Linked DNA regions of Homo sapiens: region 2 is linked to region 1. Evidence: chromatin loops called from intact Hi-C (ENCODE). Cell type or tissue: HCT116. All regions are shown on one strand.

Region 1 (8,000 bases):
GTACACCCCTTTCAGAACTGAATATTAGTTTTCTTGTCCAAACCATGATGTATTAATATCACCACTTTAACAATAGGCTTTTATTTTCTTACAGTGAAGCTGACTGACAAGGGATGAAGAGTGAAAATTACAATTTGAGAACCTCTTTGGTCAGCTATTGGGAAAGAATGAACTCTCCCCTGTGCAAACCACCTCACGATTTTTCAGGAAGCCAGGGCGAGGAACTTGGATTCCAAAGCCTAGAGAAAGATGTGAGCTGCAAAACTTTCTTTTGGTGGGTGAGGAGACTGGCGTGGGGAGAAGCGGTTTCTGCTGGAGGCGTCTCCACTGCAGGGTGGGGGGGCGGTGTTGGGAGGACTTCCACTTGCTGGCGATATTGACTAGAAAACAAGACTCATTTTGTCTATCTTTTCCTGGATAAAGGACTGATAGGCTCCCCCCACTGCAGCTGTTTTGTTCTTCAAATATATTATCACTTTTTAAACGGATGGTAAAGGAAAAAAATGCATTCATTTTTTCAGCCTAAGGAGACTGCAGGAAAAAGCAGTTCTGCTGCTGAGGTACAACGTAGCATAATGTTGTTTTTCAAAACACCACCAGTTCTGCCTTCCCCTTTTAATGGTATTCATTTTCCTTCTTAGAAAAGGGGTTAAAATTAGTAGGCACATTTCATATTAGCGTATTTCATGCAATAAAGCATAAATTATTTAAAATAACACGACCTTTTATCTTGCACCTTTTGAAGGAAGCAAATTAAAAATGTAAATTGGGAGCTAATTAATATGCAAATGTATTCATTCGCAGTTAACAATTAGCAATTAAACCTGCAGTGTCTACAAAGAGCACGGACAAAATTAGTAACTTAATTTATCATTAAAAAATGAAAACGTACACAAAATTTTAATTGACTTTCAAAATATTTCCCCTGCTTTTTTCCTTTCATTTTTTAATACCAAAAAAAAATTTTTTTAATATTATGCCTTACCTCTACAGATGAAATTGGGTACATGCAGTGTTCAGGGGAGTTCATTAAATAGGATTGGAGAAAAGCATGTTAGGAAAAGTTTGCCTTTTACATGAGGTATTAAAAGATGACATTTAAGAGTGTTGACTTGTGTTGCATAGTCGAGTTCAAGAGAGAAATAAATACATAGATTCTCCTGTGTTTGGGAATATAGAGATGGCAGAGATTTGTAGAGATAAGGGGGAGTATATGCGGCTTATGCACATAGATGTGGGACCGGCTGTGTGTGTGTGTGTGTGCGCGCGTGTGTGTGTCTACACCTTCTAGAAGACACACAGCAAACGTACAGGGTCATTTAAATGCTTCTGGTTCAGCTTTGAGAATTCCAGTACAAAACAGTTGCATGGAAAATCAGCAACAAATAGCTTAAGATGTAAATAAGATACTCTCGGTTGATCATGAGACACATTAGCATTCTATGTTTCATCTATCCCTCCTCACTACAACCCAGACACACATATTTTCCACTTTCTGTTTTCCTGTAGAATTTAAAGAGCAAACCTTTTGCATATTTTCCTGAATTTGGGGTTCATTTGCTGCGTCTCCTCACCATCAGCCTAGCTCTGCCTGCAGATGTAGCCTTATATTTTTACACACTCCCTTTCTAATGTCATGCAGCATAGGAAAGAACCCAGCAAACATAGGATCTGTTGCTTGCAACCTTATTTTGGTTATTTAAACAGCACCTGCTGCTCCAGCTCCATTGAGAGCTTTAAGTTTCATTCACAAGTGTTTTCTTTTGGTTTTTCTTGCTTCAGGGCTGACTCGGGGCGGCTGCGCTGCGTTCTCTCCCCTGTGAACTTTGCTCACGTTTTGGACTGGGCAGCATCTCGCGGTCTGCTCGAGCGGGCTGCCCTTCTGCTTAGAGCTGGACAGTGTTCTCGTCTGCTAGAACGGGATTTTATGGTCAACAGGACATTGCCATGTGTCACTGCAACACTTAGAGGGTAGTTTGAACTGGGATTGAAGGTCTGTCTGGCTGCTTTCCCCGGCAGGCCCCAAACTGGCTTGGATGCAATTGAGCCAGCATTTTCCAAGGTACTCTCATTCACAGTCATAAGGGACAAACGCATCTCATGTGAAAAACTCAAAGGCCAAGGAGGCCAGGGCATGAAGTATTAAGTTGATTTTATTCGGTTTCACAGAAGGCAGTTCTGTCTTGTTGACTAGCAACATTGTGACAAATTGTTCTCGATTAAATGCTTATTATGTGTTTATTTAGCTGTTTGCCTGGAACTAGAGAAGAAAAAAAAATGTGTTACAGTGTATGGCAATATTCTATCCTTTCATAATTGTACCAGAGAAATATGGCATTTTCTCTCCTAAATTTGTACTTATTTCGGGCTCTCTCACACTCTCCTGACAAGTCTGATACTCCAGAACTTCCCAACAATAAGAGAGACCAGGGAAAACAAACAAAAAAACTTGGTTTTAATGGAAAATAAGAGAAGAAGCTAAATATAGCTCTTGACTTTCACAGAATTGTGATTCAGATCTGCTAATTTCTATTTGCCTGGGAGAAATTTTAAGAGTCTCATCGCACCCCCCCCCCCCACCGCCCCCCGCCCCATGGCCATCCCCACCTCCCTAGACTGGAGGGCCCGGAAATAATGACTGGGAAGGAGTTTACCTGTCATCTGTGACACACCCGAAAGAAAGGTTTTTCAGCCAGGGACCCAGCTACAATGCCCAGGCTGGGAACTGTGTGGTTCAGAGGTTCATAGAAGGCATTTAGGAACCAGCTTATAAAAATTAATGTTTTCTTCTTTTATAGGAAATATGCACCATTCTATTTCAGTATGGAAAAAATACGGACCTTGTCACTGATCATTTTTCATGGACTATTTATTTAGGTTTTGAGCAGCTCAGAAGCCTTTTTATTCCTTTTGAGCTCCCCTTGGGATGCTGAAGAGAATAAAGATTTCTCCCTTCCAATACCGTGCACACATTTCACTGTGGGAACTGTCACCAAACTAAACAAAAAACTGAGTCCAAGCACCTTCCACCTCGTTGGCCAAAAAAGACCCAAACGGCCCTCATATTTTTATTTTTGCTTGTGCGCCTGCGATATTAAGCAGCTAACAACAATCTGAGAATTAAGTTACCACAATTAGGAATTAGAAGCAGGTGGCATAATAATGGCGCTTTTTTCATTTCATTTATTAGCAAAAAGAGAGAGAGGAGCTTCATTTATTTTCATCAGCGCCTCAGTAAAAGCATAGCAATTTGCAACACAAAAATCATTTCAAGTACCTCAGCCTTGTGCAAACCTTTTTTTTTTTTGTTGTTGTTCCTTTAAAAGCCTTTTAAAGTTCACCACCTCCCCCGCCCAACCCCATTCTGAAAGGACGTGCGTGTGTGTGGAGAGGTGAGTACTGGTGGGATCAGACTATTTCTCCCCCAAAGCAGTTTTGGGGGTTCCATAACCCAGGGAGCGAGGTGTGGGGCATCTCCTGCCCTGCCTGCCTCCGCCTGTCTCTCATTTAGTTTTGCACCGGCTTGTTTCAGTCTTGCAAAGATTTAATGCAGGGGCAACCTCTCTCCAAATAAATAAAGTGAGCAACACCTCTTTGCATGGCACCCTCCCATCAGCCATCCGGGCCAGCGCCTCCAGCACCCCACTGCCCGGCTCCGCGGCACCCCACTGTCCAGCCCCTAGCACCCCACTGCTGGTGCCGACACCCGCAGGCCCTACGCTTTTTGCGTTTCTACCCGCCGCTCCTCGCAGACCTGGCGCGGCGCAGCAACCTTTGCGCGCCCTCTAGCGTCAGCATCGGGGATTACCACGAGCTGGCCCGCACGCCGCCGCCGCCTCCAAGCACCACCCGCCCGCGGGAGAAGCAGCCCGGGCTGCAGCAGAGGCTGGGGGGCGAGGGGGGCGAGGGGCCGAGGGGGTGCCTGGGCTCGTGCATTTACACGAAGTCCCTCCGAGACGGAGGCGGGCGTGGGTGATTTTATTGCAAACTTTGGGGAGCCCCTTCCTTGGCTGCGGCCGCCCGCTGGTGTTGCCCCCGAACCCTGGGCATGGGGCGAGTGGCCCAAGCCCGGACCCTTGGAAGTGGCGCGGCGGGGCTGCCTTTCCTCGGGTGTTCGCGGCTCGGCGCGACCCTCTCTCCCGTCTGCTCCCCGCCGCTCTGCTCGCCCCCTCCCCTCGACCAGGTTCTGGCTTTCTGGCCTGTTCCGGCCTGGGGGACTCCCTTGTCCTGTGCCTCCCCATTCTACTCTCTGTCCACATACCCCTGAGTCTCTCTTTTCTCCCTGTTTGATTTATTTTAGAGCAGCGGATCACAATTTCTGACTTCCACTTTGCTCTGTCTGCCTTTCCCCATCCTACAGCATTCTCGCCGTTTGTCTTTTTTTCTTCCCTGTAACTTTTTCTTCTCTCTCTCTCTCCCCTCCCTACCTGTCTCCCTCCCTCTCCCTCCCTCTCTCTCCCCCTCTCTCTCTCTTTCTCTCTTTTTGAGAGAGTCTCCCTCCAGGCTGGAGTGCAGTGGCGCGATTCCGGCTCTCACTGTCGGGTGCCCGCCACTATGCCCGGCTAATTTTTATATTTTTAGTAGAGACGGGGTTTTTCCATGTTGGCCAGGCTGGTCTGGAACTCCTGGCCTCAACTGATCCGCCCGCCTTGGCCTCCCAAAGTGCTGGGATTACAGGCCTGAGCCACTAGGCCCTGCCTCTTCTCTCCTTTTCTGTTTCTCAGCCTCCAACTTCATATTTCTGTTTATATTCTTTCTGCCCCCTGTTCCCCAGGGAGTTTCACAGAAGAGCCACAGGCCTCTAGCATAGTCATCTAGAATGCCAGCCACCTCTTTTCCGTCCAGCGTCTTGGAATTAGTCTCCACTGGATCTTGCTGCCTGAGCTTCTGGTCTGCAGGGTGACAGGTGCCTTCTGCAGCCCCCTCAGGCCAGGCTTGTTTTTGTTTGTCCTTTGCTTTATAAACACAGACAAATAGCCGTTTATTTGGAATTCACTGTCCTCATTGAAGAGGTGGCATTAGGTGAGTGTAGGAATGGTGATGGGGATGGGATACCAGAGTCCAGAAGGCCGTGGTCACGGAGAATCCTCCACAAGCTCCCAGAGTTTGGACTTTCCAGGACAGCCTTGCATCTTCCCTGCCGATCGGGCAGCCTTGGAACCTGGCACAATTTTATTAAAGATATGTCCAGTTTTAGTGGCCACCAAACTTTTCAACGGTTGTTGGTATTTGAGAGAAGTCTCCATCACCAAAATAATAAAAGGAATTCAGATAAAACAATGAGTTAGTACATGAACCTATGGAGTGAGGAAAGATTACAATAAAATCAAAGGCTGGTGAGGGAGGAGAGAAGACAGGATGTGCAGTGGCATAATCTTGGCTCACTGCAGCCTCAACCTCCTGGGCTCAAGCTATCCTCCCACCTCTGCCTCCCAAAGTGTTGGGACTACAGGTGTGAGCCACCACACCTGAGCTTTGGGGGTATAAATTGGTAAAAAGAAATTTGGCAATCTGTATTAAGAAACTTTAAGATACTCCCACCATTTTTTTTTTTTTTTTTTTTGTGATGGAGTCTCTCTCTGTTGTCCAGGCTGGAGTACAGTGGTGAGGTCTCCACTCACTGCAACATCTGCCTCCTAGGTTCAAGCAATTCTCCTGCCTTAGCCTCCCTAGTAGTTGGGATTACAGGCATGTACCACCACCTCCGGCTAATTTTTATATTTTTAGTAGAGACGGGGTTTGGCCATGTTGGCCAGACTGGTCTTGAACTCCTGGCCTCAGGTGATCTGCCCGCCTTGGCCTCCCAAAGTGCTGGGATTATAGGTGTGAGCCACCGTGCCCAGCCAGATACACATATCTTTTGATCCAGTAATTCCACTGCTGAAAATCTATCCCAAAGAAAGATTCTGAAACGTGGAAAAAGCTGGAGAAGTAAACCAAGCTGCCATACTTGAAAGAGAAATTGGAAATAACCTAGATGTCCAACAAAAGTGGATGACGATTTGAGTAAACCAGGGTCCACCCGCCACTTAAAATTGATGCTGCCGTGGAGAACCATGTTGGTAAGAGTACAGTAACCTGGGAGTGCAGGTGATCGCGTGCTGAGACAAAAAGCAGGATTCAAAGCTGAATCCACAGCATGATCACGAAAAAGATGCTCCACAAAGTAAAAGTTACACAGAAAATACCCGCACAGTGCCTGTCTTTGTATGGTTGGAACTATGGGCAAAGTTTTTCCTCCTTTATCCTTCCACTTCTCTTTTGCCTTCTAATTTTCTTGAAAGAGTGAGATTTTACTTTTAGAATAGAATAAAAGTCACCTTTGTTTTTCCTTTTTAAAGTGGCTGTGAAAGCGACACGGGCTCTGTGGGAAGAGAAGTAAGGAGGACTTCTGGGAAGGAAACGAGGTTCTCGGATGAGCAGGGGCTGTGATATGAAAGTGATCAAGAGGTGAGTGTGTGGGGGGTAGGGACGGAGCATGGGTTTTGGAGAAAAGTGTAGCTAGATTCCAATCCGGCTTCCACTCCATGAGGTGGGGCTGTGCTGGGCTCCACCAAAGGCTTGCTGCTGCCTTAGCTGTTAAACACGGGCTTGGTTTCCTCAGCAACTGACCCGAGCACTGTGTATCTGTGGTCATCACCATGCTCCTGTGTGCTGATGAAACAAGGAACATACACAGTACAGTCTCACTGGAGAGAAAGCTACTTCCCGATGGGTGTCTTAGCCCAAGCCGGATGATCTGTGGGCCAGCACCTGAGCACCTGAGCAGTAGTTGCAGCCCTGGGCTTCACCTGCTCACACAGGGCTGTGTTTGGACAGGTGCATCCCAAAGCGTGCTCCATGGAGCACTGTCCCCAAGATGGTCCAAAATGCCTTGACACATGTATTGAGCACCTACTGTGTACCAGGGCTGTAAATTCCTCAAGGGCAGGGAGCAGATCACCCAGCAAGGGTCTCACTACAGGGCCAGGTGTGGTGGCTCACACCTGTAGTCCCAACACTTTGGGAGGCAGAGGTGGGAGGATGGCTTGAGCCCAGGAGGTCGAGGCTGCAGTGAGCCAAGATTATGCCACTGCACTCCAGCCTGGGTGACAGAGTGAGACCCTGACCAAAAACGAAAGAAAGAAAGAACAAGCTAATGAACGAAAGAAAGAAAGAAGAGAGAGAGAGAGAAAGAAAGAGAAGAGAAGAGAACAGAACAGAACAGAAAAGAAAAGGAAAAAAAGGCTCAGCACAGTAGAGGAGCTCAACATCTTAACTTTCATTCATTCAACCCATCCTTCATTTGAGGCTGATCCTTGGTGAAATTGGGACATTGAGGAAGCTTATTTTAGCTGACCCTTCATCTTCCATGTCACAGCTTCTCTTCTCTTGCTAGAAATTCATCCTGCCTCCCTCCTTCCCTACAGTGCTAGCTAATAGAACATTCAATGAGGATGGAAATGTTCTAAAACGTGTGCTGTCCAATGTGATTGCCACTAGCCACATGTAACCACTGAGCATCTGAAATGTGTCTAGTGCCACCAAACTACTGAATTTTTAATTGTAATACATTTTAATCTAAACCAAATAGCCACATATGGTTAGTGAGTACAGTATTGGACAGCACAGCTCTGTAAAAACCTGTCCTCAGTTTTGCCTCTGGTCTCACTCAAACTCAAATCCATCTTTTGTGTCCACCCTGTGATGAGCCCTTCAGGCCTTGCTCTAGATGTCACTTCAGTGGCATGCTGGAGTCGGCCTCCACTGGCTGGCACCAGCTTGCACCAGCTTGCAGGAGCACATGTTTGCATCTCTTCCCAACCTGCAGTGACTTAACATTGGTAGCTTGACATCAGCAGCTATGGAAGCATTTACACCATGGGAATGGGCAAACACTACACATCAGGTCTGTTTCCCCCCAGAGCCAGTCATTAAATGGCAGCGTTTACACCAGGGGAGTGGGCAGACACTACACATCACGTCTGTTTCCCCCCAGAGCCAGTCATTAAATATTTTCC
Region 2 (8,000 bases), 400 kb after region 1:
TGTGAGTGACCTCTGCATGCAAACCCATTACCTTGACTTGCAACCATTACCATTCAGTTTATTTCCCCAAGAGGTCTTGCAAGACCTAGAGGGGCACCTGCATGGTTTGCCTTCCTCACTTCCCCGAGTTTTCTCAGTATCCAGTGAATCTTTCAAGAGCTGGGAGAATTCTCTCTGAATTCTCTCAGGGGACCAGCCTTCTGGTCTTAGTCAGCATCTGTACCCATATCCTCACATAGGGTCTGATGGCTCCAACATCCTGTTTATCAGGGAACCTCAGTGAGCTCAAGGATAAACTCAGTAAGGATACTGACCTTATCCAACTTACTCTGTGCTAGAGGCCCATGGTCACCCAACATCTTCAATGGCAACAGGAGAAGCTGAACTCAGTTACATGTTGTGAACGGTCACCATCTTGTTCTGTTCTCTCATCTCTCCCAACTGTGCCCTCAGGGTCCTCCAAGGGTCCTCTGCTTCCTCAGTTCATCCCTTGGTACACTCCTGACACAGCAGCATGCTACTTGGGCACATTGGTGTGAATCAAAAAGATCTGAGACTTGGATATCTTCTAAAATGTTCAATTGAAATGCCTTCTGTTTTGCCACTATTGAGTTTCTGTGGTGGGTAAGACCTACACAAAGATAAACGAAAAACAGGGAGACACAGAGGTCATTTTTCATAATGCAAAAAGCTAAGCATAACAAGTGATTTATTCAGGATTACCTGTAGTCATGGTTGATTTCTACCCTCTCAGAGTTTATATGACATTTATATAATGTGCATAATATAATTATATATTTACATGAATTTCTCTTGTTTGTATTCATATATTTATTGTGAGCATTGCAGTACACATTCAGTTATTTTAAAAATAACTTCATGGAAATGCTTTCTCAACAGGAGATCCTGTTAGACATTCAATATTGGAGTATTCCTGTCCTTTTTTAACTTCTAAGGGGCTGATAAAGTTCAGTCCATTTGGAAACTGTCAGAGCTGAAATGTTGCTTGGAGATTCTTCGGTGCAGACTTTTCATTTCACAGACAGAGAAAGTGAGGATACAAGAAGAGAACTGATCTACGCAAGGTATGTTGGGACTCTGGTTTCATGGTTCCCAGTTCAGCGTAGGTACGTGTATGTGCACCTCCATCCCTGACATTCATCACCAAACTCTTGCATTAACAGCAATCCCAGTCTTTGAGTCTCTGCCTAGAACTTCCATCTACCTTCAAGTTTCAGCATCAAGTACATGTTATTGAATTCCTTCCAATTTATTTAATTCAGTTTTCTGCAGTTCAACTATATCACCATCATCATCACCACCATCACCAGCATCATCACCACCACCATCACCACCATCATCACCACCACCACCATCACCACCACCACCACCACCATCACCACCACCACCACCACCACCACCATCATCATCACCACCATCATTGCCACCACCATCATCATTACCAACATCATCACCACCACCACCACCACCACCATCATCATCACCACCACCAATTACCATCATCACCACAACTCACCCACTGACTACCACCATCATTAGCACCACCATCATCATCACCACCACCATCATCATCACCATCATCATCATTACCACCACCAGCATTATCACCACTACCACCACCATCATCATCACCACCACCATCATCATCACCATCATCATCATTACCACCACCAGCATTATCACCACTACCACCACCACCATCATCATCACCGCTACCACCACCATCATCACCACCACCACCATCATCACCACCATCACCACCACCAAATCATAATCATCACCACCACCACCAGCATCATCATCATCATCACCATCACCACCACCACCAGCATCATTACCACCACCACCACCAATATCACCACCATCACCACCACCACCAGCATCATTACCACCACCACCACCAATATCACCACCATCACCATCACCATCATCATCATCACAACCACTATCACCACCACCAGCACCACCATCACCATCACCACCATCACCACCATCACCATCACCACCACCACCATCACCATCACCACCATCACCATCACCACCACCACCACCACCACCATCACCATCACCATCACCATCACCATCACCACCACCACCACTACCATCACCATCATCATCACCACCACCACCACCATCATCAAAAGGAAGTGACTAAGGGACTTTGGCACTTAACAAGCTCTGCATCCCTCTATGTCAGGAACCCATGACCGCAGCCATTTTGTCAGTATCATTCAGATCTATTTGTATTTTTATTCCTTTCTCCTGCTAGGTATTCTTTTGATATCTTTACTTTTTTGAACAAAAAAAGTTTTTTTAAAGGAAATGTGTAAATACTAAATAATACATTTTAAAAATGATATAATGGTGATGATGCCACCACCCACCATGCAGTGGTTTTCTCTTTGCTTATTCCTTTTCATGTGCATGTCTATGCCATTTTGCATTCTTCCATTTGGACAAAACATATTGCATTTTTCCATTTGGACAAAATTTCCAACGTTTGTTTTACTTGCAGTAAAATGTGCAAAACATACAATTTACCATCTTAACTGTACATTTTTATGAGTACAGTTCAGTGGCATTAAGTACATTCACATGAGTGTGCTACCAATACCACAATCCATCTACAGAACTCTTTTCATTTTGCAAAACTGAAACTCTGTACCCATTACACAACTCCCCATTCCCCTCTCCCCCAGCCTCTGGCAACTACCATTCTACTTTCTGTCCCTATGAATTCAACTACTCTAGATAACTCATATCATCTTCAAATGGAATCATCCAGTCAAGTGGAATCATCCAATACATGCTCTTTTGTGACTGGCTTATTTAACTTAGTATAATGTCCTCAAAGTTCATCAGTGTTGTAGCATGTGTCAGGATTCACCTCCTTTTTAAAGCTAAATAATATTCTATTGCATGCATATTCCACATTTTATTCATCCATTCATCTGGATCCACATTATTTTTAATGACTTCATGATACTGCCTTATGCCGTTGTATTATAATGCGCTTAGGCTGTTTTAATGATTTTTTTCCCACTTAAAGCTATGTATCTGTCTGGATTTTGTTCCTCTAAAATGGGAATCAAGCAGAGTTTGGCCATTCATACATTCATCAATCTCCGAGTGTTTACTATGTGCCAGGTGCTGTAATAAAATTGGGAGAATAGAACTGGATAAACTGTGGTTCTCACTCTTGAGGAGCCCACCGTTTAGAGGGAGCCAGAGAAATTAACTGAGCATTATAATTCAGTGCCTGGAATACAACAGGTAGTTTTCCCCATTCTCCTCCTGCTGTTAATTTTTACTTTCTTTTTGTCTTCCTGGTGGTGCTTGCATCTCCATCCAAGGCACAAACATTAGCTTGCATTTAACCAAGCACATTCACCCGATCTACTGCAAGACTCTAGAGCTGGCAACCTGTCAGGAAACCCGTTTGAACTGTGTGAAACTGTGACCCCCAACACACCTTTACAAAAAAGCACAGTCAGATCTAGACACGAATTCATCATCTGCGGAAGATCATTTCCTGCTGTCGTTATTGTCTGTAGCAGCTCCAGTGACATGTGCTGGCATGACAAGCCCCATTTAATCTCACTAATGCATCCTTTTCCACGGGCAAACTAAACCCAGACCCATTCCAAAAGAGATGAACCCAGCCATCGCTTACCATAGGAATAACATTAAATACTAATGGGGACGGAAGACCCTGGGAGTGGCTTGCTGAGTGATGGGCCTTCCTCGGAGGGAACTGCTGATGGGATTCTGCTCAGATCCAAATGAGGTGATGCTCTTGGCTCTTGAGTTAAGGTTCAGAGGTTGCAGTGGACGCTGTGCCCTTTCCAGATACCAAGAACTCTGTCTAGCAAATGTCCACAAGAGGCTGGGTTGGACTTTGGTCTACATATATTTTCTTCAACATTTCTCTTCCATTCATCCTGAAGTCAAGGACAAAACAAAGGCCTTGAAAACATCTAATGAGGACACTCTAGCAGGGAATGGAACTTTCAGTGCAAGTAGAGCATTGAGCAGAAGGTAGTTTTCTCCTTTGAGTAAACATTCTCTTATCTCTTGAGCTCTTGGCACCCGCGGCTGTAGAATGATAGTCCTTTTCGAGAAGTACCACCTTCATCAGAAGGCCAAACAGGGCAAGGCCTTGGGAAAGGAGTAGGCAGTTGGCTTTGGCGGAGAAGGGTTTTTCCTCTTTCCTCTCTCCCAGTGGAGCCTTCAAGGCTCAGAAGGCCTTTCATGGGATTTGCTGACCTCTTTCTAACCTGATGCCAGTGGGGCCAAAAGGGTGTGTGGTCCAGGACAGTTCTCCAGGTAAGAAGCCAGCTAAGCATTCAAAACTTGAAGCCCTTGCTGGCAGCAAAGAGTGTCCTCTGTTTTGTGCATTGCTCTAAAAGCAATTCAAGTTATTTACGTGTAATTTAGTGGATCTAAGTATGTTAGCAGTATTTGCAGCCTGTGCACACACCTGACCTTCTCAATAGGGCTCACAGTCTTCCTGCATGGTCTCAGACCTTCTGTCTGTCGGGCGGTATTATGAGTCGAAAGAATTGCAGAATTGGAAGGACCCCTAATGGCCTAGGTAAGGCACTGTATTCAGGAATGGGAATGGATTACCAGAAGGAAGAAAGGTAGAGCAGGAAGTCAGGGGACAGGCAAAACAAAGAGACCATAGGCTGCATGGTGCCTTAAGTGGAAATAGGAGAGAAGGAGAAAGTCTTGTGGGGAAGCTATGGGACAGCTTGAAGGTTGAGAGGGGAGTAAATAGGGAATGATGCTTTTAAAACGTTTTGCTATAGAATGTGAATTACACCTTCTTCAATGGTCTATAGGATATTTCGGAAAAGATTTTAAGAATTACTTTTGGCTGTCAAACTATTGTTTATTCAAAAGCTACTCTACGCAGAGACTGGACCTCTGGCCTGGTTATATTTGGGTTACAAATTTTTTAAGAACCAGTGTAGCCTAAAGCACAATGGTATCAATAGCTTTCTTTCCTAGTCATGTAACAGGGGCTGTTTTCTAATTCAATCCTCATAACAGCCCCCTTTGAGGTAGGTTAATATTACCCAATTTTATAGATGAAAAACCTAAGTCTCAGAGAGGGAAAGTGACTAACTCAAGGTCACACAGCTGGGAAGTGCCCATAAAGTCCTTAGCACCACAGCTGTACTCTTACCCAGGATAACTGCCATCGATAGTTGGGTGGGGTCTGTCAAAAAAAGATTTGAGGTCCTTCTCTAGGAAAAAGAACTCAAAGGAATGATGTTGAGAAAGGGTAGTAGTGGCATGAGAATCAGGGACTAAGACCTCATGTCTCTTGATTGATCCGAGCACATGATTTAGCCCCTGTCATTGTGGTCTGAGGAGCACGCCACTTTACTTTCAACCTCATGTGCCATCATTCCAAGCTGTAGGCCTTCAAGGCCCAGGGAATAAAGAGGAGAATAAGAGTGAGAAAGATGGAGGCAGAGGCAATTATCTGAAGATAATTGATTTTAATTTACACATTAACTTCTTTAGCACCGTGAAATCTTCGAAACAAAGATGCCCCTGCCAAACATTGACACAATCATCCTCATGACCACCGGCACTGCAGGCATCTCTAAGCATCTCTCAGGGGTCTTCCATTGGAATTCTGATAATGTTACCACTTCTTCACTAAAAACAACGGCCAGCAGCAATTATACCCCCTATACATTCTGTGCTTCATGCTGGTTTAACCCTTTCAATCTACAAATCGGGAATATCTTCAAGGCAAGAACGTGGTTAACCTGGTCCCACTTGTTGTTGAAGCCTCTGTGTGTGATGGCAAAGGACTTTGTAAACTCTACACCCTTAATGAAAGCTTGGAGATTGAATTATAGCTAAGAAGCCTGAGGTTCAGCAGTGACGGGGCTTGGCCAAGGCCACCCTGCATGTTACCATGGAAGTAGCTCTAGAGCTGAAATGGTAGATGTCAACATAGAAGGGGTCAAGACAATACAATATCTGTAGCAGATAAGAAAACTGTAGCCGTACTTTTTCATTTCTTTTTTCTTGCATTTCAAACTTAATTCTTATTTGGCTGCTGAATAATTTAATGCATGGGTTCTGGCATCAGAACTGGGTTATAAACTCTCAGAAGGGAGAACCACATTTCTACTCCAGTGTTCCTACAGGAGAAGTTGACAACATAATAGGAAGTCCATACCCACTTACAGAATTATATTAGTTCAGGTGTCTATTGTCTATAACATCTACAGTCAGACTGTACTGCCTCCATGAGCCACCCATGAGCTCTGTGAATGAGTTGCTTAGTCTTTCTTTTGAGATGGAGTCTCGCTCTGTCGCCCAGGCTGGAGTGCAGTGGTGCAATCTCGGCTCACTGCAAGCTCCGCCTCCCGGGTTCATGCCATTCTCCTTCCTCAGCCTCCCGAGTAGCTGGGACTACAGGCGCCCACCACCACGCCCAGCTAAGCTTTTGTATTTTTAGTAGAGACGAGGTTTCACCGCGTTAGCCAGGATGGTCTCAATCTCCTGACCTCGTGATCCACCCGCCTCGGCCTCCCAAAGTTCTGGGATTACAGGCGTGAGCCACTGCGCCCGGCTGAGTTGGTTAGTCTTTCTAAACCTCAACCTGGCCATCTGTAAAATGGGGACAACAGTATCTCCTTTACAGGGTTGTTGTAAAGATTTAATGAGGCACTCAACACATTGTCACATTCAATAAAAGTTAGTTACTAACTTTTTAATAAACATTCAATAACAGCTATTATACAATAAAGCAATCATTTAATAAAACTTAATTTCTATTATTATTGCTGGTTTTATTAATATTATGATTCCCTCAAATGATTTCTCATTTTAAAATGGGAAAATATCTAAAAATGCTATTCTATATTACTTCTCTCTCCTATTCTATTTAAAGATGATTCAGCGTCTGTATCCCTTCATCTAACTAAACTTTAAAATTGGATTTTAAACTTCAATTGCCAGTGATCTGTTATCAATCTCTTACCTGTCTTGCCTTTAGGTTAAACATGGCCCCAAATGAGCTTGTCGAAGTCTAGTTACTTTCAGATATTCAACAATTACTCTCCCATGGTGTTCTAGGCACTGGGCTGGCAAGACCTGGGCATTCAGAGATGGAGGAGAACCAACATGCAGGCAGCCATGGGCTGGAGCCAGGTAGGGTCATGGCCACCATGGTGCCAGGGATGGGGTGCACCAGCCGAGACTTTCTTGGAGAGAGACTTCCTCTTAGTCCTAAATTCTTTTTCATTCCACCCAGGCCTTATGTGTTTAAGAATGCATAACTCACCATTCCAAAGTACTGTGTCTCTTACCTATGCTGTCTCTACACTGCAGCCCCCTTCTAGCCCTAAAGGGAAGGGAGAGAGGGAAGTCTTGTGAGTAACACAGGTGATGGTGGTATGTGTGTGTGTGTGTGTCGGGGGGGGGGCGGGGGGCATTCCTCTCTCCTCCTTAATCAGGGCCAACTGGCTGACAGTGTCTCCCACAGGACACTGTGGTAAGAAAGAAACAGCAGAGAGCCTGGACAGCAGAGAGGCTGGAAAGACACCACCACCTTCTTGGGATCCTCTCTTTTCTCCAAGTGCTCATGGAAGAGAGGGAATAGGATTTATACTGATACTTTTCATAACAGAAAAAAATAACTAGCATTATTAAGCTGTCATTATGATTCAGCTACTGTGTTCTAAACACTTTACACTTGATCTCAGTTATTTCTTATAATAATTCTCTAAATTTGCTAATGTTAATTGTGCCCATTTCACAGATAAGAAAATTGAGGCTTCAAGACATCAAGTCACTTACCTGAGGTCCCACAGCTTAGAAGCAGTAGAGTTAGAATTTGGACCCCAGCGTTCTGGCTCCAGAGCCTGCAGTCCCACCTCTCCCAGGACCCTGAGGTTGGGGCTCCCTGCCTGGGGTCAGTGCAGGATTGACCTGACCACAATTGAGGT

What was found. A loop is a pair of places that touch in the nucleus more often than their neighbours do. Peaks named below come from ENCODE experiments on the same cell type or tissue, not always from the same donor. Only the 100,000 strongest peaks of a DNase experiment are listed, where the experiment ranks them.
Region 2: a loop joins it to region 1, with 2.8 times the contacts of the local background. A loop is called at or near these places in 3 of 110 quality-filtered maps.

Annotation. Positions count from the first base shown.
Region 1 is chr14:96,737,820-96,745,819 of GRCh38, forward strand. It overlaps LINC02299 (long intergenic non-protein coding RNA 2299), which reads left to right and starts at 3,372. Exons shown (of 4, transcript NR_146552.1): 1 at 3,372-3,392; 2 at 6,342-6,450. RefSeq lists an enhancer at 3,038-3,538 and a silencer at 3,874-3,923. In HCT116, a CTCF peak has its summit at 3,793 (motif pointing left); a DNase peak (open chromatin) is centred at 3,722; H3K4me3 peaks cover 1,081 bases; H3K27me3 peaks cover 628 bases.
Region 2 is chr14:97,134,406-97,142,405 of GRCh38, forward strand. No RefSeq gene overlaps it. Among named protein-coding and RNA genes, the nearest start is that of LINC02304, 16 kb to the right of the region's middle. In HCT116, a CTCF peak has its summit at 4,643; a DNase peak (open chromatin) is centred at 4,616.